2 separate regions of the Mus musculus genome follow, and region 1 is linked to region 2. Evidence: chromatin loops called from intact Hi-C (ENCODE). Cell type or tissue: left cerebral cortex. All regions are shown on one strand. Each heading gives the region's core, and the rest is flanking DNA. Links, peaks and the distances in the headings are about the cores only.

Region 1 (15,201 bases), core at 6,801-9,300, 200 kb before region 2:
GAATGGTCATGAGGATATGGAGGAAAGATAAAGTGCCACCCGGGTAGGAATGAAGGCTGACATGGCCGTTCTGAAAATCAGCAAGGGACATCTACTTGCCATCCAGCAATCCCACTCTAGCCCTATGGCCTGATTTAAAAAAAAAAAAATTGAAATGTTTTAGTTTAAATTTTCAAGGATGGAGGATGGGACAGGAAAGAGATAAGGGAATATAATCAGTTAGAAGTTATAGCAAAAACCAACAAAAGACCTTCCTCCTTTCAGGTACATATGTTACAAGTGGCGCACGCCTTTAATCCCAGCACTCAGGAGGCAGAGGCAGGCAGATTTCTGAGTTCGAGGCCAGCCTGGTCTACAAAGTGAATTCCAGGACAGCCAGGGCTACACAGAGAAATCCTGTCTCGAAAAACCAACATTAATTAATTAATTAATGAACTGATGCTGGACAGGCATGACAGGGCACTGCCTCTCCCTATGAGTTAGAAACTGTCCTCATAATAAATCTAAATAATCCAGCAGCAGCAAGGGCCTTCCCAATGGTCTTCCCCTGAGTCCCTAAACTGTGCCCACTTCCTCTTTTCCCTGTCTGTTATCCACAGGCAAAGTGAATTCATCATTTACAGTCTCTGCTTTCCTTCCCAAGTGTTATTTATTAAAATGATTTTGATGCAGGGCCTGGAGACCCATGCCAGAGATAACAACATCGAGGGAGGAGGCTCAAGAGTTCAAGCCCAGGCTGGGCTACATAGCTAGAGTTTGTCTCCGGAAGCTAAAGCCCAACAAAACTAACGCTTTGGGGATGAACTTGAACTAATTTCCAAAAGCCCTCCAGCCTTGATGGTGAAAAATGTGATCATTGACCAGGACCTGGTCTTTTTCTTGCTAATATCAACAGTAACTCAACAAAATCTATTATTTAAGGTAAACCTGAACCCAATAGTTTCATTTTTAACAGTATATTGGGGTTAAAGTCAGTACCTTACAGAGATAATCGGAAGGCTATTTTCATATTGCAGACTATTCATACAGCCAAGATATGGAACCACCTAGATAACAATGTGTAAGACTCTAATGAGCCTTAGCTACCAGAGACTCCTCTCTCCCCACCCCTCCCTGCCCCATGCCAGTGAACCAGAGCCGGTGATCAATGCAAAAGTAAGAGGAGTTTATTGTTCCAGCATGCTGGGGGGTCACCTTGCATCCAAAGGAGAGTCAACTACCCCAGTCAGCCTGTTCAGCCAGTTTTTATACAGTTTTCAGAGGTAGACTAGAGCAACAGCAACTAGACACAGTGTGATTGGCAGAACAACATGACTTTTAAACTGATTGGTCCTTAGGGAATGAGGTAGCAAGGGATTCCCTTGTCTGGGAGTGGCCAAGGGTTGGCCCATCCCGAGAAAAGTAATCTGTCTCTATCTTCAGGAGGGGAGGGGTGCCTATGTGCTCAATGACCTCTCTCTTCCAGGAGGGGAGGGGTCTGGTGGAATTTTCCGAAGGTGCTGAGCTGACCTCTTCAAACTCACAGTTGAGTATTAGTTTCCTCAGTTGCCCATCAGAGCCTTATGTTTCAATAATGTTACAAAATTAACCATCAAGAGAGTCAGGACTCAGACCCAGAACTCTCTCTGATCATTGCTTCAGTTTTTAGCTGGGCAGTGGACTGTGAGAGGAACCTGGTCCTCAGTAGAGATTAAAAGCCAAGTAGGAGCTTAGCTTGCTCCCAGGACCAGCCCTCTGCCATATAGCCACAGCCCGCCATCAGTCATGTAAGGGTAACCAATTCCCCATGCCCTTCCACATGTAGATGAGGCATCCCTAATATCTCAGAACAAGACAACAGGAAAAGAGATGCAATCTTTGGTCAGGTATGCTCAAGGCACAGATCTCCATGCTAATAAGGTACCTTTATGCACAGAGGGCATTATCAATAAGATTCCCTTCCCAGACATTCCTCCCTGCAAAAGTCCCGCATCCCCAAACCGCCCAGCCCTGTGGTGGAGCAGACTTGGGATCACAACCCTACATGTAGTCATCTTTCCACTATGCCAATTTGTTCTGCTTTGTTTTGTTTTTATTTTTATTTTTTTTGTTGTTGTTGTTGGTGGTGGTGGTAGTTTTTTGTTTTGTTTTTGTTTTGTTTTTGTTTTTGAGACAGGGTCCTGAAGCCCTGTGTAAATTTGAAGGACGGCCCTCAAATCCCCTCGTCTTGCTTCAGGAGTGCTGGGATTAAAGGCAGCTGAGATTAAGCCCAACCCCACAAAGCCACTTTGTACGTTGACTCCTGTTGTGTGAATCCTCTCAGGGCTTCCTCCCTACCTTCTGAGGAATCTTTGCACATTTCTCTAGACCCAGCAATACAAGACATTATCTTAGGAAGTTTTGAGTTCACAGCAGGAGTCTTAGCTCATAGATTGAAAGGGGAATCTGTCGCCACCTTGGGTCCATAACGCAGTGCTGCAACTTGGAAAGCAAAGTGCATTGGGGAGAAATTTCACATTTGCCACCTGGTGGAGCCTTGGCAGGCCCTGTGTTATGATAGATAGCCATAAAGTGTGAGAGACCAAACTGTGGGAAACTAGGCCCTCAGTAACTCTCACCCTGAAGATCCGCTGACCCTTTGAAGGGAATTATGTCACCCCTTCCTTCATTGCCTCCACCTTGCGCCTGAGACTGCCAGCTTCACTCCCTCCTTCACTTGGCGCCTAGAACTGCTTAGATTAAGGCAGCTTCACCTCCTCCTCCATGTCTCCGTTTGGTGCCCGGGACTGTTTCAGGGCCAACATTCCAAGATAAGCTACAAGAAGCCTGTAATCAGCATTCACCCCAGATGTCCATCCCTTTCTCTATATTTTATTATGCCCCCTCAACCCCTCCCTATTTTCTCTCACTGTGTGCTTATAATCAGACTTCCTAAGCCTTGACAACTCTTTGCTTGGTCTCGCTCCCCTTTCTCTGCCCGTTTCTCTTGCAGGCCTCAGTCCTCCTTGACCCATGGAATAACTAAGCCCTGCTGGACGGGACAATAAAGCCAGTGACCTTTCAATCTGACTCATTTTGGAGGGATTTGTTCAGTAGTAAATAGTACTTTTTAATACAACGGATAATCAGAACAGCAATATTTTCTTGCTCCTTTGGCTCCACGTTCAGCATCTGGGGCTAGCTTTAATGATGCCTCAGAGTCACAAGTTATTTCTATTTACATAAAAACAAATTCAGAGAATGTCTTCTGTTGGGAGCTATTAAGACAACACAATTGTCCTGATCTCTGAATTGGGCCTCTCCCCCCGAGAAGAAAAGGGGGTCAAAAGCGGTCCACCGGACGCACTGCTCCGAGAAAGTCAGCGCCGGATGTCCTGACCTCAAGATGTACCCTGATACCGCCAAGTTCCTGCTTCCCCTTGTAGTCGCCAAAAGAAAAATTTCCACTGCCCCATCCCTCCTGCTGAGAAGTACTTCCTCTTTTTCTGCTGCCCCATCTCTCCTGCTGAGGTGCATTTCCTCTGCCCCATTCCTTCTGCTGAAAGGCACTCTCCCCCTTTTGCTTGTGAATTTAAACCTTGGGCCTGGCTAATACATTTGGGGCTTTGATGCAATTCAGAACAGTTCCAAGTCGTTATGTGCACAAGGCCCTTGTCTCTCTATACCCCCCCCCCATTTGGTTATTAGGAGAAGGTCCCCTCGAGACCCTCGAATAACTGGACCTGCTGGATGGGTCAGTCTTCCTAAAGCAGTTACAAATAACCTGCTTCTTCTCATAAACACATCCTCAGTGCAATCATGTGTCCCAGTGCTGAAGTGAATATTTTCATGTGACTGCCATTACCCAGCACTGAATCCGTTCTTATACTTAATTCTTTTTTAAATTTTGGGTTTTTGTTGTTGTTTGTTTCGAGACAGAGTTTCTCTGCACAGCCCTTTACACAAAACAAAGAAAATGCATACATAAAACGCTAGGGGGAGCCAGGCAGTGTTTACAACTGAGATAGGAACAGCCCTATCTAAAATCAGATATTCACAGGACCCAGGTACAATGCTAGTCTATTGTTAAACCCACCACCAGGGGTCCCTTAGTAAATACCTGATTATGCTATTCCTCTGGGCCTAGTAAAAAACATGCACTAGGGGAGTTCCATTCTACTAACCCTTTCAGGAATAATACAATACTCCAGTTCCTCTTTAACCCACAACCCACCTTCTTTCTACTATTATGCAATGTAGGCTGCCATTCATGTCTGTGATGAGAATTCTAATATACTATGTCGAACTAGCCCTGAGATTACTAGCTCCTATCCAGCAAACTGAAATACCTGATTCCTTTTTTTTTTTTTTTTTTTTTTTTTTTCGAGACAGGGTTTCTCTGTGTAGTCCTGGCTGTCCTGGAACTCACTCTGTAGACCAGGCTGGCCTCGAACTCAGAAATTCGCCTGCCTCTGCCTCCCAAGTGCTGGGATTAAAGGCGTGCACCACCATGCCAATACCTGATTCCTAACTGTCAACCCTGGGGCATTTCGTCTGAATAGGTAAAAACATTCTTATGAAATTTCAAACCCAGGGTCAGCTCAAGGACTGCCTAGGACATTGATGAAAGTCAGGCAGTAGAGTTCAACCTGATTAAGGTATTTGTAAAATCATTTCTTGAAGTACCCAAGGAGCTGAAGGGGTCTGCAACCCTATAGGTGGAACAACAATATGAACTAACCAGTACCCCTAGAGCTCGTGTCTCTAGCTGCATATGTAGCAGAAGATGGCCTAGTCGGCCATCTTTGGGAAGAGAGGCCTCTTGGTCTTGCGAACTTTATATGCCCCAATACAAGGGAACTTCAGGGCCAAGAAGTGGGAGCGGGTGGTTAGGGGAGCAGGGCGGGGGAGGATATAGGGGACTTTCAGAATAGCTTTTGAAATGTAAATGAAGAAAATATCTAATAAAAAAATGGAAAAAAAAATCATTTCTTGGAGGCAAGTATAATAAAACAATACTGAAAGAAAGCACACAGATCCATTGACAGACAAACACAGTAACAGGTTTGGAGCATTTGTGCTAAGGTTCCAGGAGACTGAGTTTCTGTGAAACTCTTTGTCTCCGGATTGGGTCCAAGCTTTAGGGCCTGTCATGCAGTCTTCACTGGAGTGGGTGTGGCAGAGGGTCATGTTTCCAGATTCAATTTTCATAGCCTGTTTAATAATTTCAACTATATCACTATGAAATAAAATGCAATTACTCTTGCACATAAGCACACAATTACATAATTGTAATTAATATCTCAACCAAATGCTCCTTGCCGTTAGTTATCCAGTCCCTCCGCTTCCCTGACTCCAGTGTAAGGACCAGAGCGAAGCCGGGGCGACTCTACAACTTTCCTCCTGATGCTTTAATTGCTTATAATAAGCATCTAAACAGCCATGACCCACATGCTTGCCACAACTGCAAGCACAGCAGACGGGAAGTAACTGCCATATCTGTGATGGGAAGAGCTCAGAGTGCAGAGCGGTACACCCGCGGCCTCAGGACCACTGCATTCGTACCTTCTATAGAACTACCGGTCTCTTCTCGTCCACACCCTGCGAGTATGGCCTCTTGTTAGCCCTCCACATTTCTTTCATTCAGCTTAGTAAACCTTCTGATAGACAAGAGAGCTGATTTCAACCCTGTGGAATACAAGTGACACTTTAGCACATGAAAATCACAGGGCACGGTGTTAACAAAGGGAAGACAAAAGTCACATGATTATCTCAGAGAACACAGAAACAACACTGACAAGGTTAGACGCCCCTTTATGGTGAGGCATTCAACAAACTAGGGGAAGAAGCCCCAGCACTAACATGGTGATGAGCATTTTTAAAAAGCCAGTGGCTAAAATCTTACTCATTGGGGACAGGGGTGTAAATACTCAGGGCAAGTGCTGACCCCTGCTGGCCAGTAAACACACCACACTGCTGCTCAGCATAGATCTGGAGGCCATAGGCACACAAAGGAAGTAAAATACAAAGACATTAGAGAAGACATCAAATCATGTCTGTTAGCAGAGGACATGCTCTTTAAAATTATGTTTATATGTAAAGGAGATTTCTGGCTTCTTTGGAGACTCAGTTATGTCATGTGATGTTTTTCCAGAAACGGTCTTATGACAGGATGTTTAAGCTGAAGAAGACGCATCGGAGGATGTTTTGTTGAGAACAGACATGTGGTATTTTTTTGGAAGCTGTCTGGGAAAGGGACATGCGATGTTTTGCTAGAGCAGACACTTGAGAGAACACATGGTATTTGGGAAGGGCATAAATACAACCCAACAGACAGTGGGCAACACTGAGTGGTATTACAAGGACAAGGTATTACAAGGTATTAGTTCACCTTGCCACTCTTTGCTGGACATGTTGGGCTTGGCCGTTGCTGGTCTTCGCTGACAGTGCTGTCTGGTGTTGGTTCACCTTGCCCCTCTTTGCTCAGAACCTTGCAGTTTTTTCTGGATTGCGCTGTCATTGCAGATCTGTGAGTGGTGTTTGTGAGTGGATTGAGCTGCCACTGCTGACGTGAGTGAACTGGACTGCTGATTTCCTGGCAACGCAGACTGGATTCTTCCCAAAGAACTATTTCTAAATAGGTCCACATCCTCGATTTCTGTCCAATGCAGAAATTGGCCACTATATCATTTACTTTTCTGATGCTGGGATCACGTCCAAGGCAATCTATAAAAGAAAGAGTTAATTTTGGCTTATACTTCCAAAAGATTAGAATCTCTAATAGCAGGGAAGAGCCAGCAAGCAGGCATGATGGCTGGAACAGGGTGCTAAGAGCTCAAATTTGAAGCACAAGCAGGAAACAGAGAGAGACAACTGGAAGTAAGGTGGGACCTTACAGTCTCAAAGCCTGTCCCCAGTGACATGTGACATATTCTTCCAGCAAGGCCACACCTCCTAAAGCCAGTGTTCAAATGCTCAAGACTGTGAAGGACATTTCTTGTTTAAATCATTACAGTCACCAGTGTACATCACTAACAATGAGCAATGCTAGGGGAAAGCTTAAATAATTCCACTAACAATACCGGGAAACAGACTGAATAATTTAGGAATAAACCAAATTATAAATGGGAATGTTTCACATAATGAAAGTCAGAAAACATTGCTGCATGAAGTTAAAGCAAACACTAATAAATGGCGTCTTGGGTTAATGAGTTGAATGAGGAATATTGTTGAGATGGTCAGACTAACAGTGATCTACAGGTTCAAAGCATTCCCTATCAAACACTAATAATGCCTTCTAGAACTGCATGGGAGTTGAATCGTTCAAAACACTTCGAATATATACAAAGCTGGAGGATGTAGGTGGGCTTATTTGAAAACACACTAGTAACCTATAATAATGAAATAAGTATTAGATACTGACATAGAGGAAAAATAGAGCAAAGTGAAGAATAGAGAACAAAGAATATTAAATGTTCACGTAATGATCACATGGTCTTCACATGGATACCAAAACCAAACCAAGGGAGGCAGGGTCAAGGGGGACGACGACAACAACAGTCTATTGAGCGAATGATGGAAAAAATGGATGACAGGTTTAGGTCCTACCATGTACAAAAATAAATCAGAATGAGTTAAAGAGATAAACAAAACTCTAACATTCTAAAATTTCGATAGCAAAACATAGAGGAAAATACTAATGTCATTGTATGTGGTGACTTCTTGGTTGTGACATCAAAGTACTGTCCAGAGACGCGGGAATAAGCAAAAGAGGCTGCATGGATCTTGAAGATGTTTTACAATGGTCTCAGTTAAGTCTGAAAGCATAGCTGCTGCTGCTAGGCTCAGGAATTGCCTGAGGGTGAGGGAGTGCGCTTCCCGGGAAGACCGGCAGGGGGCGCAGAAGCGAGAAGCGCCTTCAGGGCTTTTGAGGCAATGATTCCTTAGAGAAAGGGGTGGTGGTCATGAGTTCGGGAGTGTTCGCGAGGCCTGTTTAATGCTATGGTTTGGGTTGCCTGAAGGCAGGGCTTAGGACTGCAACTAAGGTTCCGGACTCCTCCTTCATGGGCGGGGCTAGTGACGCCATGATAGATCATAGCTAAGTATGTTCGAAACGGCCGCTGTAACTGCCGGTACTGGTGGTGCAGGCCGGTAGGATTTGCTGAAGGAGGCAGAGGCAGGAGGATCTGGAGTTCGAGGACAGCCTGGTCTACACATTTTTTTTTCTCGCCAAGAAAAGACCAGCTACCGAATGAAATAAAGTACCCATGCCCACTAAAATTCCAACACCCAAGAAACCTCATCGCAGCCTCGGGTCACCCTCTTCAAGCTCGGAAACCGGCACCCAGCTCATACCAGTTCTTACAGACACACAGGCACACATATACCTATGCACGCCCTCACTCCACACTCCTCTCTCCCCCGACGGGCTCCCTTTCCCTCACAATACCCCTGCTCAGCCAGCACAACCCTTAAGTTACATTTCTCTACTTCTACACGCTCAAGGGCTCTGCCTCTAGACATCAACTTCAGGGCTCATTGTCTGGCCTCACAGGGAACAGCCAGCACAGAGATCCGCATTCCCAGTCTCTGCTCCACACCCTGCATGTGATACACAGATTTGTCCTCTCCTGTCTGCCCTATTCTCCTAGCATCGTGACCTCTTTTCCTCTTCACTGTGCCTGGTACACTTTCTGTCTCCACCAGCTGCCTTTGCTGGTGACCCATAGTCTTTCCCCATCCTCCTCCTCCTCCTCCTCCTCCTCCTCCTCCTCCTCCTCTTCCTCCTCCTCCTCCTCTCTTTGATAACTGTCACTACTTCATGAACACCTCTCTGTGTCACCAGGACACAGGCGTTCTCATCCTCATTCATCCTTCAAAGGCTCCTGAGATGAGCTGCCCCTCACTATTCACGGCCCCTTGGTGATCTCTCACATCCCCAGACTCCTGTAGTAGGGCCAGGGTTCCCACGCACCGGGGCAAGCCTTCCTGTCATGGCGCCACTGTGCTTGTATGCTTACTGACCAAGGCTCCACAGGCCTCTAGGTTGACCTCCTGGGGGGAGTTTTGTGTTCTCTGCTAGTGATGGGACTCCTACTGTCCTTGCTAATGTCTGATGCTTGCAGTCGTCAGGACCCAAGCGTCCTCTGTGCTTGCGGAGCTAGAACATAGGGATGAGGCTGGCTCTAGACTCTCAATGTCTTCCTCACATAGTGCAGGTGGCATATGGGAGGCTGATACTAAATGACTCCTTCTTCTTAAGGCTGAAGAATGTGCGGTCCTGAAGCACACAGCAGTTGCTGTGTAATTCTTCCAGACAGCAAGCAACCACATCTGTTGTTTCTACCCTATGGTCGGTTGGGTCCTGTTGTCATCAACATGAGCATATGATTACTTACTTAGAACCCTGCATGCACATCCCATGAGCCACAAAGTCTACCAAGACAGTTAGGAATGCAACTCTCTTCAAAATTGAAAGCTTACTTAAAATGTGATGAGGTGTGTGTGTGTGTGTGTGTGTGTGTGTGTGTGTGTGTTGTTTGTTTGTTTGTTTGTTTGTTTGTTTTAACTCAATCATGTGAGTCTCAAGAGTGAACTTTGTGGGTGACAACATCCTGTTCAATGTTGGAAATGTCTGTTTGAACATGAGGTCCTCACTGTGTGAATATTGAAGGGCAGGATGCTGAAGCAGTAGGGCATGGTCCTTCCTAGCTTGTCTTGACTCTAGTCATATAACCAACCAGGTGGTGCTGGGCTATAAGAAAAAGCAAACGGAGCTAGCCATGGGAAACAAGCCAGTTAGCAGCACTCCTCTGTGGCCCCTGCTTCCATTCCTGCCTCCAGGTTCCTGCCTTGAGGTCTGCTTATTGGGGTGTTTGTTCATAAAAGGCAGTGACTGGAAGCTGATTAACCCTTTCCTCCACAAGCTGCTTTTGTCCTCGGACTTTATCACAGCAATAGAGGGCAAACTAAAACAAAGAACCAAACAGTATGTGGCCGTGATGTGGAAATGTTCTACAGTGAGAATTGCCTCAATGAATCACAGGACATAGGATTTAAAAGAAAAATGATAAACAGAAGCAAAGATGTGAAGGGGGTTTCAGAGGTGCACTCAGTAAAGACGTATAAACACTGAAGGAAACGCAGGATGAAATGGAGATAAAATTGGAAACCTGATTATTCCACTTGTTAGAGACACTCACAGTTCTGGACAAGGGGCGCCTTCAGGCAGCAGCAGCTTTTACTGTGTGAGGACTCCAGTCTTGGTGGAGAGAACCAGACCAGAGCAGAACCTAGCCAGAACAGCTCTGCCCGGTGACATATGTTTTAAAGGCTATTCTAGACCCACAGGCTGAGTTTAAATGGCTGTTATGTAAAGAAGGGGAGGACCCCTTGGGGAGTATTGCAAGGTCACCCGTGGCATTTTGGTAGAGACCAAACTGCACTGTGGTCTCTTTGTCCTTCCTTCAAGGCCTCCGGGAAGGCTTAGCAAGCTGAAGGGATGTAGCAAGTTTTCTGTACATGCAAGGGCATCACTCAGTCCAGTGGCTGCGTTCTCATTTTCATCGCAGTGGCTCTCTTGTGATCCTAGCGCACATTGAGAAGACTCAATGAAAAACCTTCCTTAGGAGAATGGAGCAAGTAGAAGATAGAATGTCAGGACGTGAAGGCACAGTAGAGCAGCTGGAACATTCAAACAAAGAAAGAAATAAAATGTAATTTTAAAATTATTACTATTATCAAATATTATTAAATAGTAAATGTTGTTATTAAATTAAATAATAATTGTTAAATATTTTTTAAATAATTTAAAAATAAGCATGCAATAATTTGGGGACACCATGAAGCACAAATTATGAATTGAAGGTATAGAGGAAAGAGAAGCCTCTCGTATTAAATATAATAAATGGGATATACAGAGAAGGCCCGGGGTGCAATGGTGCTCTGGTCTGTTAACTACCAGGTCACAATCTCTTACCTGTGATCTGCTCTTAAAATGCCATCGTATGTTGAATCCGCCCAGGGATTTATCCATTCATTCCTTTAACCCCCTCAAAGTCTAATAATATTCACTGGACACGTCCTCACAAACACTCACACAGATGTGCTTTATCATATTAGGCATTTAAAGAAGCTTGAAAGTTTCCAATTCATCCTCGAAACAAACAAACAAACTGCTCCGATATGGAAGGAAATGAATGAAAGAAACATCGGAGCTCACAGTCAGAGCCACAGAGTCACCGGCAGACACCCTGAGACCTTATCACACTCCCCTGCCCTCACCAGCACACTAGAGATCTAATTCTGCAGTCTCTTTACCTGGACCATTGTGTCTGCTTACCTAGAAAAAGCCCTGGGCACTGCAAGAGGGCGCAAGCCAAGGAGGAATACAGAGAATTCAGAGGAATGCACGCCTGAAGGTGCGGGAGTGTGTTTGCTGGGGTGACCGGCAGGGGGCGCGGGGCGAAAAGAGGCTTCGGGCGGGGCTCGTGAGGTTGCGGTTCCCTAGAGTGAGGGGTGGCTGACGTTAGGCGGGAAGTGTGCGTGAGACCGGCAGAGAACCGCATGAGCCAGGTTGACGGTGCGGTTTGGGGCGAAGGCCTGCTGGGCGTTGTACCCTACAATCTCCTCGTTGGAGAAAGCGGTGACGTCATAGAATACATAGCTAAGTAGAATCGTTGCAGCAGCAACGCCTGCCGGTCCTGGTGGCGCAGGCCGGTAGGATTTGCTGAAGGAGGCAGAGGCAGAAGGATCTGGAGTTCGAGGACAGCCTGGTCTACACACTTTTTTTTTCTTTAATTCCCAGTTTTCTCCTGGAAAACACTCACTTTTTTTCTAAGTACAACACGAAAACAAATTCACGGCCACACGCCACCCCCAAACACATCTCTAGAACTGACACCATTCCGAGATCCAGTTTCCTCACAGACCCTCACGCCCACGCACCCAGATCGCATCCTTCGCGTCCTCCGGGCGCATAGGCACCAGTGCAGCTCACACGCTCTTGTCCACGCAGAGCTGCACACGCCCGACCCTCCTGTCTTCTCCCCACGCCACGCTTCCGTCCTGACACGACCCCCTTCTTCCAATCCGTGTCCTCAGTTCTCGGGCGAAGCAGCGATCAGTAGTCGGCCGGCGAGAAATGGTCGCCGCCAAGAGTTCGGTTTTGTTTGTATTTGATTTTGAGAGGAATTCGGGGAATGATGAAAGTTTCAATAGCAATGACGTTCAGCCACGCCTGGTAGCTACATGAGCTCAAGAATGTGCCTCCTGGGCGGGCTGGAGAGATGGCTCAGCCGTTAAAGGCTAGGCTCACAACCAAAAATATAAGAGTTCGGTTCCCAGCACCCACGGCTGTCTCTCCAGCCACCTTTTTTGCCTTATACCACACACACAAAACACACTCCGAGTGAGCGCGCAAAATTAAACAGAAAAACCCTGTCTCGATTAAAAAAAAAAAAAAAAAAAAAAAAAAAAAAAAAAGAGGAAAAACTAAATAAATCCCGTCTCTCCTCACTAAATTGCAATTAAGACATCATTTTGTTGCCTTTAAGCAACGTAATCAATTTCAATTGATTTTTAACAGATATTTCAATTGGTTTTATCGAAACCAGCTTCAAATCTACACGTTCTCCCAAGGCTCACAGACACTCAGAGACACCGAGAACACTTCTCTAGCTACTCTGCACCATCTCTCTTCTGCCTGGTGTTTTTGACATCAACTTCAGGGTTCACAGTGTGGGCTCTCAGGGAACACCCAGCCATAGAGATCTGCACCCCCACACTTCTGCTGGTCCACACCCTGCACTTGATTTGCGCGTGCTGGCGTCTGCCCTCTTAGTCACTTAGTGTGATGACCTCTTTCACCTGGTGTGGCTTTCTGAGTACATGTCCTGGCTGGGCTCTGTGGAGTAAAATGTTTGGATGTCTCCTGAGATACAGTGGTCCCCTAACCCTCTATCCTCGCCCGTGATCAAAACCTTTAGGGGACAGAGTAATAAAGGTTCTGGATTAGCAAGTGGGTGAGGGTTTTAGAAAGGCCGAGCAAGGAAAAGAATTCCTAGTTTCCTTGTCCTGCAATGGACCCCAGGGACTCCTTGCCTTTTCCATAACAACTACAACAAAACGCCCCTCTGCTGCCTCTGGAATCGGTCAGTAACTTCAGAGAGGAAGCTGGGGTAGAAAAGGCTCCAGACAGTGCCCAAAGGATGGAGAAGGGGGAGCCGTGTTCACAGAACAGCCATGTAAGGCGGGGCTGGTGTGGGGCTGTGATACTGTTCATCCTAATTAGGTTTCAATTGTTGTGATAAAACGTCAGGGTCCAAAATAATCGAGGGTATAACTACAAATTTACAGTCAATAGCTCACCAGGAAAGGAAGCTGGGACAAGAGCTGAAGAAGACTCAGAAAAACACTGCTTCCTGGCTTGTTCCTCATGTTCCTCATGTCCTGCTCATATTTGCCTGTCTACACCCCAGGACTACCCGCCAAAGGGTGGCACAGCCCACAGAAGGATGGACTGTTTCACATCTATCACCAGTCACGAAAATGCCCCCATAGAGTTGACAATCTGATGGATGCAAAGTCTCGGCCGGGGTTCTCTCTTCCCAACTTGGTTCAAACTGACAAACCTAACAGCACACTGGTGTTTTCTCTGGGAAGACCAGCAATTCCCACCGACTCCAGCACCACCTCTTCTCTTATGACCCCGCTAGTTCTTGTCAGGGCCTGTTGGACCTGTCTTTAGGCATTTTTCTACCTGAGAACTGTCTACAGTACACATCGTGCTCACACATACCGCATAAAATACACACATACACAACGATCTTTAAAAATAGAAATGAACCAAGCAGTGGTGACACACGCCTTTAATCCCAGCACTTGGGAGGCAGAGGCAGGCAGTTTTCTGAGTTCGAGACCAGCCTGATCTAGGACAGCCAGGGCTGTATATAGAAACCCTATCTCAAAAATAAATAAATAAATGAATATCTAAATAAATAATAGAAATGAGCCAAAATGTGGGATAAAATAACACATACATAGTAAATGCATTGAATATTCTTAATGCTACCAAACTAGGGGGAAAATAGTTGAGCATTTTTAAAACTGATACTTCAATTACTTCATGCCCTGTGTTTTCCCTCTGAGGGAAATTCCCATGTTCACATAAAAAGCTGTCTGTGTTTACAACGACTTTATGAATTAACCCTTATATTTTACAAAAACTCAAATATCCCTGAGCTCATGACAAAGTAAACCAACTTTACACAGCACTGGGGAAAATGAGTGAAAAGGGAAAACGGGGTCTTCATGCCTGCACCTGCCCATTACTTCTGCTGGCTAAATGTCTGCAGCTTTCTGCCCACAGAGGTCCCTAAACTACAACCCGCTGGTCATCTTAAGTTTCCCTTAAAGCACCTTTCTGCCCAAACAGTTTCCCTTGGGCTAGCAAAATGGCCCTGTGAGGAAAGCTTCAAGCCTGGCGACCTGAGTTCACTCCCCGGAACCTACACAAAAGTGGAAGGAGAGAACCAGATACATATAGTTGTCCTCTCACCTCTAAATGTGGGCCATGGCACGTGTGACCCCCCCCCCCACACACACACCCCACCATCACCATCATCACCACCCAAAACAAAAACAACACAAAAACCCCACCCCCTTGCACTATTTTATTTAGAGAATCTGACCACAGAGCAGCGGTTTTCTGCTGGGAAATTCTAACGGCCAGCATCCTGTTCTCATTCTGCTCACACTTTACCCACCAGTTTCCTGTTAGTTTTTCCTGGCCTGTTTGCAACACTGTCTTTCTTTTAGGGTGTGAGATGCATCCTGTGTAATCCCAGCTCACGCCTCACATCTCTCCTGCCCTGGAATCTCCTGCTGTATCCAGCTGTGTTGGTGTGTGACACACAGCTGTGGAGTGCACTGTGCGTGGCTCTCAGATGCATTGCTACTGCAGGGATCCAGCCCATGGTGTTCTTAAAAAGCAAGTGTGTAAGAGCAGAAAGAGAAGGGTGCCATGGGCTGGGCTACACAGGGAAGGAGTGTCTACAGAAGGGCATGGGGTCCTGGGGTGGAGTCTGGGTTTATACCTTGATTGTGATGGAGACTCTATGATTATATATGTTCTCAAACTTCATGGAAGTGTGCAACAAATGAATGAATTATTATATATATATATTCAGTACTTATATATGTATACATATATATTCAGTACTTATATATGTATACATATATATT
Region 2 (15,201 bases), core at 5,221-7,720:
GTTTTAACTCTCTGTCCCTGGCTTTCAGGTAAGGAAAGGGGAGAAACAGTTTCTCAGACAGGATTGTTTAGAGAATTAATAAGGAATGTTAGAGAACTCCCCAGCAGTCTGGTAGAAGACCTGGGAAGCCTCAAAGGAATTTTGAAAAGAAGTCATTGACTTAAACAGATCAGCACAAAGGAAATTATCCTGAGAGCTGAAGAAAAATCCTGAAGGGCAGAAGAGATAAAAGAGGGGGAATCATGGCTGGACTAGCAGGCGGACCACCAGGATGACCTCAGATTGTCTCTCATGGTCAAGGGCTCCACAAGGAACTAAACAAAGGAAGGACACTTGTGAGGGCGCCCTGCCCACTATCACATGCCACCTTCTTTTAAGATCCATCAGTGCGTTTAGAACTCATCTCTCCCTTACAATCAACCCTGAGACAGTCTGCATCAGAGCTTGAATTCTAATCGTGTTCCCACCAGCATGGATCGATGGGAACCATGCACAGCTGAAACTTATGTTAATTAAATATTTGTCAACCTAAGGAAAGAGCATGAAAAGAATTGTGACTATATATCACTTGAGCTGAGCCTGTTTCCCTCTCTGCATCCAGTTCTGTGATCTAGACCCTGTGAGCTCACTCTGTATATTGAATACATTCATTGTGCACCTACTGTATGTAACTGTTGTCATGCATTCATGGTTATCTTAATACTTCCCTAAATATTAGCTAGTTAAACCACATACTTATATGTTTGTATTATGCTTCTCTACTATTAATCTAATCTTAGAGATTTATTCATTCTGTTTTATGTATATGCATGTACTGTTGTCCATGGAAGCGAGAAGAGGTGTATCAGATCCCTTGGAACTAGAGTTCCAGACACTGTGAGCAACTATGTGGGTTATGGACACTGAACTCAGATCCTGTCCAAGAGCAGCCAGTGCTCTCAATCACTGAGCCATGTCTACAGCTTGACCCTGTATATTAAACAAAACTGAAGTGCTACAACATGAAGCTTTTCACATGATGTGTTAGAGTGTGAATCGATGCAGTAGAATGGGAGACTAATTATGCCTTTCTGAGCCTTCTCCTTTTTGTACAAGATTCTTTCTGGAAGGATCTTTCTTTGCCAATGACTAAACAGCAGTTTTAGAGGTTTCTATCCACTCTGCCTTCAATGTTCACAACAGGATGTTTGTGTTTACTATACTCAATAACTGTGCATTCTCCTCTCCCCTTTAAAGTCCAAAGGAAACCAATGACAGACAGGATAATTATAGAGAATCCTAAACACTAAGGGCGGATATTCTCTTCCTTCTCAGATTAAAAATCACTGGTGACACTGAAAATGACAGCTGTGCTGCTATCTCAGGAGACAAAGTGACTTTTGAGAGCTGTAATTCAGACAACCGTTGGATCTGCCAAAAGGAACTATACCATGAAACCCTGAGCAACTATGTGGGTTATGGACACTGAACTCAGATCCTGTCCAAGAGCAGCCAGTGCTCTCAATCACTGAGCCATGTCTACAGCTTGACCCTGTATATTAAACAAAACTGAAGTGCTACAACATGAAGCTTTTCACATGATGTGTTAGAGTGTGAATCCCATCTCAATTACTTTACCATCCACACCAGATCTCTGCACCTAACCTGTCTCTGCTGTCTGCCTCTCAGTACAGTTAGTGGCACAGCACATGGACTCTGAAAACACTGGGACTCTTACAGATGCCCATGTGTAGTTTCTCTATTCTGTAAAGGAGATAGAGATGTTGATGTGCCATTCTACGTGAGGGGTTCTACAAAAAGAAGCCCTGGCACCTGAGGTGCCCTGGATTCTAATCCTGGAGTCTGTGACCCCCCCCACCCACAGTCTGTGTCTGAGCTCATCTACAAAACAGTCATAAGAAAACCATTTACCAAAATCATTAAAATTCTCTTAATACAGGGACTGGTGCCTCATGTCCATGTTAACAGCATTGGGAGGCTGAGCCAGGAGAAGCAAGAGTTCAAGGCCAGCCTGGCTTTGGTGGATTGGTTCCCAGGTGGTGGCACTGTTTGGTAAGGTTTAGGGAGTGCAGCCTTGCTGGAGGAAGGTCGCTGGAGGAAGCCTTTGGGAGTAAAAGCCTCACGGACTTGTAGTTTGCTCTGCTTCACACTTTTGGTCCAAAGATGTGAGCTCTTGGCTCTCTGCTCCAGATGCCATACCTTCTGCCTTCCTCCTGCCATTATGTACTCTGACCCTCTGGAACAAAAAGCCAAATTAACCTCTTTCTTCCACAGGTCACCTCGGTCGTTGTGTTTTATCATAACAACAGAAAAGTAACTAAGAAATTGGGCCACATAGTGAGTTAGTCAGAAGCAACAACAGCATTGCTCTTGACAGTTAGTTGGAATGAACATGTCTGCAACCTAGGCAGGCAAGCACAGGGAATAACTTAGCGACTTGGGATTCTACTTCATTTGAGTTGTGCACACCTGTCTCCTTTGGGAATGCCCTTGGCAGCCTAGGTTCCTTTCCTGTACATGCTAGGCACACACCTCCTCTCTAGAGAATGAGTCAGCTATCTGTTAGCACCCCAAGACCACCACACATACCCCCAAACCAGCATACACCCTAAGACCACCAGATCCATAGAGCTGCACTTAAGCCTACCTTAAACCATGGAAGAAGTCTTTCATCCCCTAAGGGCCATCAAACATTGACAGTTTCTAATCAACTGTGTTATTAATGTATCTGGGTATAAACTAGTTTGGAGTCCATGCTCAATAAGGCAAACTGTGTCCCAAAGCGAACCTGTTAAGCCAACCTCCTATTTACCATCTTATGCCTAGCACAAATGAGCCATGCGTTATGAGAAGGATTTGGGTAACCTAAGCTTGTCAGCCAAAATAGAGAACCTCCCAAACTAAGCTCCTAGTAACCAAACCTCTTAAAGGGAAGCCCAAACAGCCATCAGGGCCCTACCGTACTCACTCCCATGGCTACATGTTCTCTTTAGAGTGCATTCCAGTCTATACCCTAGCCTCAAGCTAGATAAGCTTTCCCAGACACTTTGCTACTCGTTGAAAGAGGGACCATGAAGCGGGAAACACCCCATCCTGCCTTGCCATTGCCAGCATGCTTCATTTACATAAATGGTCAGTATTTGGGGGGTAACCCACTGATAGAGCTGGAGCCCAAGTTTGAGTACCCCCAACAGGCCCCGTCAGGGTCCTTTCTCATACACCTGGGGACACTAGGGAATCAGAGCGTGCTGTGCATGTGTCCTTTGTACTTCCTCCTAAATTCCTAGCATATCGAATTGGAAGGCAGATAACCCATAACAACTGTCTTAGTAAGGGTTTCTATTGCTGCAACAACAGACAACAAGCAAATTGGGGAAGAAGGGGTTTATTTGGCTTACACTTCCATATCACTATGTATCACATCGAAGGAAGACAGGACAGGAACTCAAACAGCAGGAACCTGGAGGTAGAAGCTGATACAGAGGCTATGGAGGAATGCTGCTTACTGGCTTGCTTCTCATGGGTTGCTCAGTCTGCTTTCTTATAAAACCCAGGACCTCCAGGCCAGGCATAGTACCACCCACAATGGCTGGGCCCTCCCCTCAGCAATCACTAGTTAAGAAAATGCCCTACAGCCAGATCTGATGGAATTTCTTAATTGAGGGTCTCTCCTCTCAAATGATTTTAGCCTCTGTCAACTTGACACAAAACTATTCAACACCACATCTAAACATTTGTGGGCATTCCATCAGCCACAGTGTGTTATCACACACAGGACAGTGCTGACGGGGACAGATGATAAATGTGGGTTTGTTTACACTTCTCATCGCCTGGTTAGCACATAACCAGGCTGCCTTGAACTAGTTATGTTTTCCTAAGTTAGGATCTGTAGCAGTACCAGTTAAACACAGACAAAAAGAGCCCAAATGAGTATTAAAAACAAACAAACAAAAACCTCCAAAACGTGTAGTTATTATAATCAGGGCAAAGGAGTCCGTAGCAAATGATTCAAGATCATTGCAAATGTAGTTAACAAAGTTATTTGAACTATAAAATAGTGATGGCATTAAATACAAACGCAGCTGTCCAATGATGCTTACATCCCTTAACTTTTGCTGCATGACAGTCATCTCAGCATCCAGTGGCTTTGTTCTTAAGATGAGATTAGTTGGGTGTTTTTGCTCGTCGAGTCTCAGCAGACCCACACATCTATGGAACCCTGACCGATTGTCTGAGTCCTGACTGATACTGGTTGAGCTCAGCTCAGGGACCATGTGACTGACACACTCATGGGTCTCCAGGTCTAAGTCGGGTTGTTTATGGGGTCCCTGGATAGACGCCAACTCAGAACTCGCCCCCTTCACATTCTCTTAGGTAAATCAAGTCAAAAGAGCACCCCAGGCCCAAGAACCTGCTGTCTCGTCTTCAGGGAAGGCAGTTCAAAGTCACTTTAAAATAAGCATTTCTGAAGCCCGAGAAACCTACCAATGGCCACATTCACACACACAGAAAAAGAATGATTCTCTCTCCCTGGACATCTGTCCGCTGTCACTAGCTCCTCTGTAAGGGGTGGGGATCATCTCCCTACCGTGCTGGGTTTTGGCTGGTCTTGTGTAAACAACCCCAGCTGCCGGGAGCCCGTGAACGCAATGGCTATGCCATAGCTGGAAGACAGCACTCCTCCCACTGCAGGCTCTCAGATTCTTCCTACCTCCTCATCCGCAGTGTTCTCCGGGCCTCTGGAGTGGGGGCTGATACAGGTGTCCTATTTAGGGCTGGAACCCAGTCCCTTATCCACAGCATCTTGGTCAGTTGTGCATCTCTCTGTCGAGGGCTGTTCACTGCACAAAGAAGCCTCTCTGACCAAGGCCGAGAGCAGCCCAGGTCTAGGGGTATAAACATACATATTTAGGAGGCCCTTTGACAGCATGGCCACTTAGAAAAATAACAATAGCAGGTTCAGTCAGGACTAAAGAAGAAGGTCCGGGTGTTTTCTAAGTTTCTGAATGCTAAATTCACAGCTGCAACTTTGAAAGGGTAGCATAAGGCAGCAGACTCCCAGAAGGAGCCCTGAGCGAGGCGATTGTGGCATAGTGCACAGTGTAATTTTCCTCAGAGGGCCAGTCTATTTCCTCTTCCAACAAGAAAATAGGCAACATTTCAATCTTGCCAGTTAACTTCTCCCCCACCATTGTGGTCTCTTTATTCTTAATCTGTTAATTTATCCAGCCTCCATGGTAGGAGCTGTCATTGCTGACCAAGGCAGGAGACTCAGAAGCAGGAGACATACTTGGCCCCAAACAGCTGGCTTCCAGGCATTTGATAGTTTCATTGAATTCTAAATTTGGATGTCAGCATCCATGCAGAGTCTCTCAGTTTCCTGTAATGCTACTTCCAGTGGGTCTGACATGCTCTCCTGGCCTCTGTGAGCACTACACACACACTCACACATACACACACACACACACACACACACACACACACACACACTCACACACACACACACACTCATACACACTTACACATACATACACACACACACATACCAAATCTTTACAAAAGACACAAAAGTGTATGTATTTCTCAGGTACTATGTTTACATATATACTATACTATGTGTATACATATACTATGTGTATATACACATTGGATAATGTCTGAAACTGGGTACACAAAGCTAACTTCTTGAACCTTTATCATTTCTTATGATGAAAGCATTAAATCGTTCTTTTCGCTTCCCTCCCCCTTTTAAGTACTTTATCATTTGATCTATAGTTACTCTAACTGTGCAATAGCACAGGGGAACTTTATACTCCTGGCCAATGGTAACTTAGTTCTCACCAATCCAAAGCTCTTTTCTTTAGAAGCAACTTCTGTTCTGCAAATAGCGACACTGCACAAAAAAATTTCATAGTATCTATAACTGCATATATGTCTAAAAAATTTTTTTTTACTTTTTGAAGTAGGGTTTCTGTGTGTTAGTCCTGGCTGTCCTGGAATTTTCTCTGTAGACCAGGCTGGCCTCTTACTCACAGAAATCTGCCTGCCTTTGCCTCTCAAGCGCTGGGATTAAAGGTGTGCACCACCACCACCCAGCCACCCAGTACAAATTTTGAATATTTTGATTTAACTCGCTCTTGCTCTCACTCTGTAACCAAAAGGGAAATGGTAATTCTTCCAACCAGAAGAAAAGCAACCCCAAATCTTCAAAACCAGTTCCTTCATTTTCTCCTCTCAAAGCTTGTGTCTTGGTGAAGTCACAAAATTAATCAGCAGGAGAGCTGGAACTTGAACCCAGATCTCTCCAAAGCTACCAACTGTTGCTTCTTAGACTTCCAGATGAACTGCAAATTAACTGGTCATTTGAGGACTTTCTCGTGGCGCACTGCCTTCTGGGGCAACTTCGCTTGGTTCCCTTCCTAGATCAGGCAAACCAGGGTAGATGTTAGTTACATTAGAAAGCATTTGCTTCTGCATTCACAGAATTTCAAAAGTGAGTCTATCGCCACCTTGTGTCCATAATATACAACTGCAACGTTGAAAGTATAGCACTTAGGGGGACTTTTCACATTTACCTAAAGGATGGGGAATGCTCTGTGTACACTGATATCTCTCAACCCAGGACCAATCATCATTATTGTTTTTTATTTCAAATGTACCTCATCCCTCTCTTGACTCCTCTTTTCTGAATGACTTGATAGTTGCAGGAAAAAACTAAGAAATAAAAAAATAAAATAAAATAAAAACCTAGCCGGGCAGTGGTGGCGCACACCATTAATCCCAGCACTTGGGAGGCAGAGGCAGGCAGATTTCTGAGTTCGAGGCCAGCCTGGTCTACAAAGTGAGTTTCAAGACAGCCAGGGCTATACAGAGAAACCCTGTCTCGAAAAGCCAAAATAAATAAATACAACCTAACATTCTAAGATCGGTCCTATATCTGAATTTTCTAAATTTTGCTAAACTATCATTAATATATTTTAGATCCTCCCTTCTCAATCCAGAGTTCAGCCCCAGTTTAGCGTTTACCATTGGTTGTAGACACTTTGGTCTCTTTTAATAAAGAGCAATCCATCCTTTTCTCTCCCACTGGCATCCATTGAAGAGTCCAGGACCAGCGTTCTGGGTGTGTGTGACCGAACATTTTATCCTTATTTCAGTTCCAGTGTTAAAAATTTGACTTCCAAGTTCTTTGACATTTTCCACGGGAAATGTGTACAGAGGGTGACCTCTCCCTTTCAGTCTGGTGACATAGAGGAGGATATCATTTAATCCATGGTTATTTGTTTGTTTGTTGTTTTTTGTTTGTTTGTTTTTTCGAGACAGGGTTTCTCTGTATAGCCCTGGCTGTCCTGGAATTCACTTTGTAGACCAGGCTGGCCTCGAACTCAGAAATCCGCCTGCCTCTGCCTCCCAAGTGCTGGGATTAATGGCGTGTGCCAACCACGCCCAGCCTTAGTCCATGTTTTGTTTTCAAACCTAAACTGTTAACAAATAGAATGAAATTAGTAGTATTTGAAGGGATGTACAAGTGACCTGTGTAAAGGCCAATAACTGTCTAATAAAGGTTAAACACTGGGAGCTTTTCTCAAGCAGAGTCAAGCACTCTGTAGGCAACAGTAATAGGTAGTGACGTGTGAAGAAAGGTAAGGCATGAGAATCTTTTAATACAGCTGTCACTCCTGAAGAATACCGTCTAAAATCCTAGAAGTGAACCTTTTGTGAACAAGTCATGTGAAAATCTACTATTTTATGAGCTACTTAAAAATATACATTAGTAAACAGCTTAAAATGGAGGTACCCTGCATGAGTGGAGAGTGCTGCTCCCAGATCACAGGTTTTAGAATTAAGAGCACAGTGCCATCTCTTGGTATCTCTGATACAAGATATCTCTGTATCTTGGTTGCAGGATACAGAGACATCAACCTGGAACAAAGCTAGAAGCTCCTTCCTTTCTGGCAACCATACATTGTGTCTGAAGATACTACACAGGCTTCTGCCGAAAAGGGGACTCATCAGTGGTCATACCCAGCTGTAGGCCCAGCATGATACATTACTGACCTGCCGGGCAAGGCAATTGCCACTGAGACAATAATGTCATGAGTGTTTAGGGGTAACCAACTGCTCTGCAATTGGGTTTGAGGCCTCTACACAGGATGGCGTACATGCGTGATTCTGCAGGCTTTATCAAATGGTAATTGGATATGCTGTCAAACTGCTTTCTATTGTACTCATAGACCAGGGCACCTTTCAGCCTTGGCCAGAGAATCTCCTTTTTGCAGCAGGCAATGATTCATGCAGAGACTTATTATCTGGCTGAAGTATTGAGGGTAAGTGACAGTTGCATGCTCAGCCATAAATGGGACATCAGAGTGTAGCAGGAACAGGGGGAGGGGGGAGGGCAGCTCTATGTAAACTCCAGGGGCTGCACAGCAGCTAAAGCATCTCCTGCAGGGGGACCTAATTGAGGACTGCCTGAGAGATCAAGGATTGCTTGCACGGACAATGCCAGCCAATTGGGAACTGACGTTTAGAAGAGATGCTTTATGGGGGACCAATAGGGTGCCGGTGGAGGGTTTTGAAGGAACTTGCAGCAGTATTCAGATGAGCTTGCTTGCATTTTTCACCTGCCCCCAGAGTCTGAGTCATTGATTACGTGCCACCTCATCTCCAACCCGCAAAGGCAGTAAGTCGCCCAGGGCACAGGCAGCATCAGAGAAGAAAAGGCGGAACGTAGGAACTAGAGGGTGAGGAGGATTATGGTAAACTGCCTCCTGTTATGACAGGGATGTACTGATCATAAGCAAACAGCAGCCAAGGATACCTGTACAAGATACCTTCAACATCCACTATGGATGGGGAGCTGCCCCAAGGTCCACCACTTTGTGAGAGTTAATGGTTTCCTGCAGAGCGAGCATCATTTCCTTCAGCACTATAGCTACTGGCAAGTTGCCCGTTGCTCTTGCAAACAACCCTCACAAACTCCATGGGAGGGAATTAGTTAGGCAGTAGATGAAGTTCAGAGGAAGAAAGCATAACGGAGAGTGATGGAGGGTTGACTAGAATCACAATACATTGTATGCATGAATGAACACACTCAAAGAAAAGGAAAATAAATGAAATATCCCTAAATATCACCAGATACAATTATTTTCTTCTGAGCTAACTTGTGGAATGTACTAGTAAAATGACAAGATGGTTTGCCAATTGTGTAAAAATGTCTAACATTAGACAGAGTTATCTTTTGGACCAAGTGTCTCATTTTATGCACTTGAACACTTAGGATGTATAGTCACTCAGGATTCGTCCTTCATTGTTTTGAATGAGCAAGAGACAGTATTGAGTATCATGAATAAGTTTAGCAAGTCGTGTTTAATGTGTCATTCCCTTTGATGGGAATGATTATTAAGCCAATCATACAGCTGCAGAGCCTCACTCCAGTTAGAGTATGTGGATAACAACATAACACAAGATGATTCTGTAACTTCAGCATAAAGAACATTTGAAAATCAGTGTGCACTGGCAACATTCACACTCCTGCATTCTTTGAGCATTTTGTCCGTCCTTGGAACACATCTTGTCTTAGTCAGGGTTTCTCTTCCTGCACAAACATCATGACTAAGAAGCAAGGTGGGGAGGAAAGGGTTTATTCAGCTTACACTTCCACATTGCTGTTCATCATTAAAGGAAGTCAGGACTGGAACTCAAACAGGTCAGGAAGCAGGAGCTGATGCAGAGGCCATGGAGGGATGTTACTTACTGGCTTGCTTCCCCTGGGTTGCTCAGTTTGCTCTCTTATAGAACCCAGGACTACCAGCCTAGGGATGGCACCACCCACAATGGGCCTGATCCCTTGATCACTAATTGAGGATCTCATGGAGGTATTTCCTCACCTGAAGTTCATTTCTCTGTGATAACTCCAGCTTGTGTCAAGTTGACACACAAAACCAGCCAGTATACATTTCATACTACATATTTTTAAATTTAATCTGAAATGAACAAAGGAAGAACAAAGGCGGATGAACTAAGTCATTGTGGGCTCTGCTAAAAAGCTTCTCTCTCTCTCTCTCTCTCTCTCTCTCTCCCTCCCTCCCTCCCTCCCTCCCTCCCTCCCCCCAAAAAAAAACTCAGGGTAAAATTACGTTTAGACTTCTAGCTAAAGCTATATTTGATCATGCATCAAAAACATTTGAGAAATTTCTGGAAATCTGCTTTTTCCTGAAGTTTATAAACCCTGATTTTATGTGTTTTTTTTTTTAAGATAAATACATCTGTGGCTGTTGATTTACTATCCCACCAGACTCTGACTGGCTCTGGTTAGGCAAACACTATATGATAATAATACCCAAATACCTCAAACTCGATTTTTTTAAACAAACAAACAAACAAATGTATTGAGTGTACTGAAAGAGTGTTTCCTAGACTGCTGCCTGCAGCCTGAGATGGTAGGTTTTGGTTTTGTCTACTTATTTATTACTCATACAGAGGCTCATGTAGAACAGTACTGCCTCAAACTCACTAGGAAGCTAAAAATGACCTTGAACTTCTAGCCCTTCTTCCCCCATCTCCTCAATACTGAGATTTCAGGTACGTGACAACACATCTGGAAAAACCCGTATCTGTAGGTTTCCTCTCTTCACAATACTTCAGACCAATCTATTCGATCGATTAGTTGACTTTGCTATATAGTATTTTAAAGGGTATCTTCATTTTATGCACAATTCGAATAAAGTAAGACTCTTAATAAATGAGTCATTAACACAGCACCACGATCAAGAACAGAAGATTAATTCCTGACTCTTGACCTTTCCTCCAGAGGACCTGGGCTCAATTCCCAGCATCCATGTATCAGCTCAGAACCCCCTGTGTGACGGTGATTCTTAGTTGTCTACTTAAAATGAACCACAATTCAGAAAATGCAAAACACACCTATGAGAGATTTCTTGCTTGGTTTGAAGTAGGTGAGTCCACTTCTAGTCTGGACCTATGGTGTGGGAAGACACACGCCATTAAACCAGACCTTGAAGTGAGAAGGCACACCTTTAATCTGGGCCACACCTTTGGCTGGGCATCTATATAAGGAGAGAGAAGAAGGAAGCTTTTGCTCTTTGCCTGTTTGCCCTCACCTTGCTAGCATGTCCATTCCTTCACTGGCATGAGAGCCAGCACCTACATACTTGAGATTCCAGCATCTACTGAAGATCAGCTGAGACACCCAGCTTTGCGGACTGAACAACTACTGGATTCTTGGACTTTTCATTCACGGCCAGCCATTGTTTGATTAGCTGGATTGCAGCCTGTAAGTCATACCAATAAATCCCCTTATCATATTAGAAAAAGATTCATTATAAATGCTGTTACTTTAGAGAATCCTAATGTGTAACTCCAATCCCAGGGGATCTGACGCCCTCTTCTGACCTACAAGGGAACTGCATGCATGTGGTTCATAGGCAAAGCATTGGCACACATAAAAAATAAAATTAAAATTAATCTAAAGGCTATTTTTACGGAAGAACTAAAGTGGTTATTTGAGAAATAAACTTAGCTAATAGCTAGTAGTTGAATAATTCATATTGGATCAGTTCCTTCATAATATTAATATAAGTAGCCATCCGTGTAAAAATACATACTGCGCAATTGTCCCGTGCTTTGAAACAGAAAGCCGAAGAAAGACAGGTTTTGTTTTCTGCTATTTAAGTAGAAGAGACAAATATCAGAAGCAATGTGGATGAAAAATTGTAAGTGCTGCCAGGGAGAATAAAAGCAGTCACGGTGAGGGAAGGAATTCTCCCGTTTGGGCATCTTGTTCAACAATGTTGTCTTACACATCGGCTCCAAATGTACAGGCTTCCTAAGAAAGGAGAAATTAAAGCATTTTATGCACAAATCTTAGTGTGGGCAAAATCTCTTGATAACGAAGACCTTTGTATTTGAAGAAGTGTCTGAGGAAGTCACTGGGTCTGAAGTAGGAAACACATTTTTAAATATTTGCTTTGGTTTAGGAAGCTGTTGAGTTTTGTGATTGTGAAACAGGATGAGAGAGAGAGAGAGAGAGAGAGAGAGAGAGAGAGAGAGAGAGAGAGAGAGAGAGAGAGAGAGAGAGAGAAAGAGAGAGAGAGAGAGAGAAAGAAAGAAAGAAAGAAAGAAAGAAAGAAGTGGAAATTGGGTATTACTCTAAAGCTGTGTGAACAGTCTGTGTAAGGCAGAACACCAGCTCTTCATGGCCTCCAGGAAGCCACCATCTGCTTGTTCTCAAGCAGGATTTCCATAAACTCCACAGACCTCACAAGGAGTCAGCACCTTGCCCTGCCCTGCCCTGCCCTGCCCTGCCCTGCCCTGCTCAATTCAAACTGACCCTGGTGGTATCACTTTAAGTACTAAATCAAATAGCCCAGCATACTGTAAGTCAGAGGAGTGTATATAGGATTCCAACTTAAATTAATGAAAATAAAGATTTGTTGTTTATTACTGTTGTTGTTGTTGGTTTTCTTGAGACAGGTTCTCTCTATGTAACTGGCTGTCCTGGAACTCACTATGTAGACCAGCCTGGTTTCAACTCACAGAGATCCTACTGCCTCTGCCTTTCAAGTACTAAGATTAAAGGAGTACATCACCATGCTTGGATTGTTTATTCTTATTTTTATGTTGGAGCTGGTGCTACAGACAGTTGTGAGCTGTCGTGTGAATGCAGGGAATTGAACTTTGGTCCTCTGGAAAAGCAATCAATACTCTTAACCACTGAGCCGTCTATCCAGCCCAAGATTCTACTTAATCCTAAGGCCAAGTGTCATCTGAGTCCCCTTATAAGAAGCACACAAACTAGTGAATCTCACAGAAAAGAGAGTAAAACAGAACTAAGGGGGAGTATAGAGTTTCCACCATACAGGATAGTAATTTCTGGAAATCTGCTATGAGACACTGTGCTTTTTAAACAGTATTAAATTCTGCTCTTAAAACTTGCTAAGACGGCAGAGTTCATGTCAAATGTTTACACCATAAAAAATAGTTCAAGAAAAATTAGTTTCAAATAGGAAATGGTTAGATGAATTTATCAGATGTACAGAAAACTTGTTCCTGATCTTACTGGTGGGGTGCGGGAACTTTGGGGCAGTAAACACAATCACAGGTATCTGGTTCCCCAAAAGTCTTGCTCTATGAGGCATTAGCTTGTGTGGCTGCATAATTTCTTCAAAACTAAAATTGCATGTTTCGATATACATTATTTTTGGCCAGGGCTATAAGCCTATCTTTCGTGATAATCATTTTACCTAAAAATTAAAAGCTCCATTTTTTTTTAAAACTGTTTCCCTTTGATAGGGGACAATGGCATCCACAGAGCCTCCCTGTTCCTCTTTCTAATACTTAAAGGTATCACAGGTCAGTGAACAAAGAGAAACTGGACACAGTTCAGATCATAAAAGGCTTAACAAAGTCATTAGTGTTCTGTGGACTCTCAAATATTTTCTAATCCCAAATAAGAACTTCCTTATTTATACTAAAAGAAAATGCCCGGCCTTTGAAAGATCTGAGTAACACTTAGATTTTTGTTTGGGGTTGTTATAGTTAGGTGTTTTTTGTTTTGTTTTTGTTTTGTTTTGTTTTCATTGCCCCACCTTTCCCCTCCCGAGTTGGTCCCGGAAGAAGGCGGAAGCACAGACTCAAAAGTCTCTGTGCCCGGGCTGAACTGAATTAACCAAACATTGTTGTAATTATTTGCGCAGCGACAGATCAATTAGGCAGAGTTCAAGGCACAGCAAAAATATTTATGGTCCTCCTCCTTCCTGGAACAATGCAAATGGCCTGGCAGCCGGGCTGCAAGCCAGCACTTGCTGTCCTATGTAAACTGAGCTTTTCTTTGGCTTGGGGTATCAGCTAAGCTAGGCACAGATGAAGCTTTATAAACAGGCTCGGAACCATAGAGACGGAACTCTGTACAGCTGTATAAACAGGCACGGAACCATAGAGACGGAACTCTGTACAGTGGCCACGTTCTACAACAGCACAGAGACCATCACCAAGGTTGGCTTAGGCCCAGATTCTCTACTGATTGCGCGGCCTCGATAGTTATTGAGTTCGTTCTAAATATCCTGTCATTAATGATTCATCTGATCTTTATTTAAAACCTGTGTCGTGGATGCTGCAGCTTTCCTCATGTGACAGACAAGGACACTGATTTTTCAAGAGATTTCAGCTTTCCTAATGACACTCAGTTTTGCCCCAAAATGAACAACAAATATTTCTTTACAAATTTCATACTGTAACATTATATCATCTTTTCTGGTGAATAAATAGAAAAAAATCTTAATTTGTAATCATTAAAGCCCCCCTCCCGCTTTGAGACAGTTATAGCACTCCAGCTTCTGTCTTAGTTGAATTTTTTTGTTTCTTTGGTTTTGGTTTTGTTTTCATTTTTCAAGTCAGGGTTTCTCTGTGTAGGTAGCCCTGGCTGTCCTGGAATTAACTCTGTAGACCAGGCTGGCTTTGAATGCAGAGGTCCACCTCCTGAGGGCTGAGATTAAAGACTCCGTGTCACTGGCCCCTGGCCTTATTTGAATCTTTCAGATTACCTCCCCCGTTGCTGGCACAGGAGGCACTCAGTCAGTATGGATGACTAATGAATCCATGGGAAAGGAAGATGCATGCAGTTATCTGAGTCAGAGTTGCCTCTTGTGAGGTTATAATCTGGAAATATAATTCCTCACAGAGAAACGGAAACTATAGATCAGAAATGGTTGCTGTTTAAGACACCGGTACAACATTATATCCCTGGAAAACTCAAAATACTTTCTTTTTTTCCTTACATAATTTTTATTAAATTATTTGATTTATTTACATTCCAAATGTTGTCCCCCTTCCCGGTCGCTCCTACCAGAGTTCTGCACCCATATTAAATTAGCACTGCTAATTCAATAATGACTCAGGGCCTTCTTTTACTTTTTCTTATTTTTTATTTATTCTTTAATCTTTTATACAGTCCAGTCATTATCCCCCTCCCAGTCCACCCTCTGACTGTTCCTCATCCCATACCTCCTCCCCCCATCTCTAAGAGGATGTCCCTACCCCCACAACCACCATCCCACCAGACCTCCCCACTCCCTGGGGCCTCAAGTCTCTCACAGGTTAGGTGTATCTTCTCTCACTGAGGCCAGACTAGGCAGACCTCTGCTGTGTATGCGTCGGGGGCCTCATATCAGCTAGTGTATG

What was found. A loop is a pair of places that touch in the nucleus more often than their neighbours do. Peaks named below come from ENCODE experiments on the same cell type or tissue, not always from the same donor. Only the 100,000 strongest peaks of a DNase experiment are listed, where the experiment ranks them.
Region 1: it touches region 2 in a loop (4-fold over the local background); 3 of 42 quality-filtered maps call a loop at or near these places.

The regions. Positions count from the first base shown.
Region 1 is chr6:128,795,994-128,811,194 of GRCm38, reverse strand. It overlaps Gm34755 (a long non-coding RNA gene), which reads right to left and starts at 12,486. Exons shown (of 4, transcript XR_378057.3): 1 at 11,300-12,486; 2 at 10,161-10,641; 3 at 6,350-6,684; 4 at 5,364-5,646. In left cerebral cortex, for the core only: a CTCF peak has its summit at 7,834 (motif pointing right); DNase peaks (open chromatin) are centred at 7,960 and 9,088; H3K4me3 peaks cover 1,060 bases; H3K27ac peaks cover 696 bases.
Region 2 is chr6:128,595,965-128,611,165 of GRCm38, reverse strand. It overlaps Klrb1a (killer cell lectin-like receptor subfamily B member 1A), which reads left to right. Exons shown (of 6, transcript NM_010737.3): 6 at 1,315-1,939. The coding sequence ends at 1,468. Among named protein-coding and RNA genes, the nearest start is that of Klrb1a, 19 kb to the left of the region's middle. In left cerebral cortex, for the core only: a CTCF peak has its summit at 6,520 (motif pointing left); a DNase peak (open chromatin) is centred at 6,471.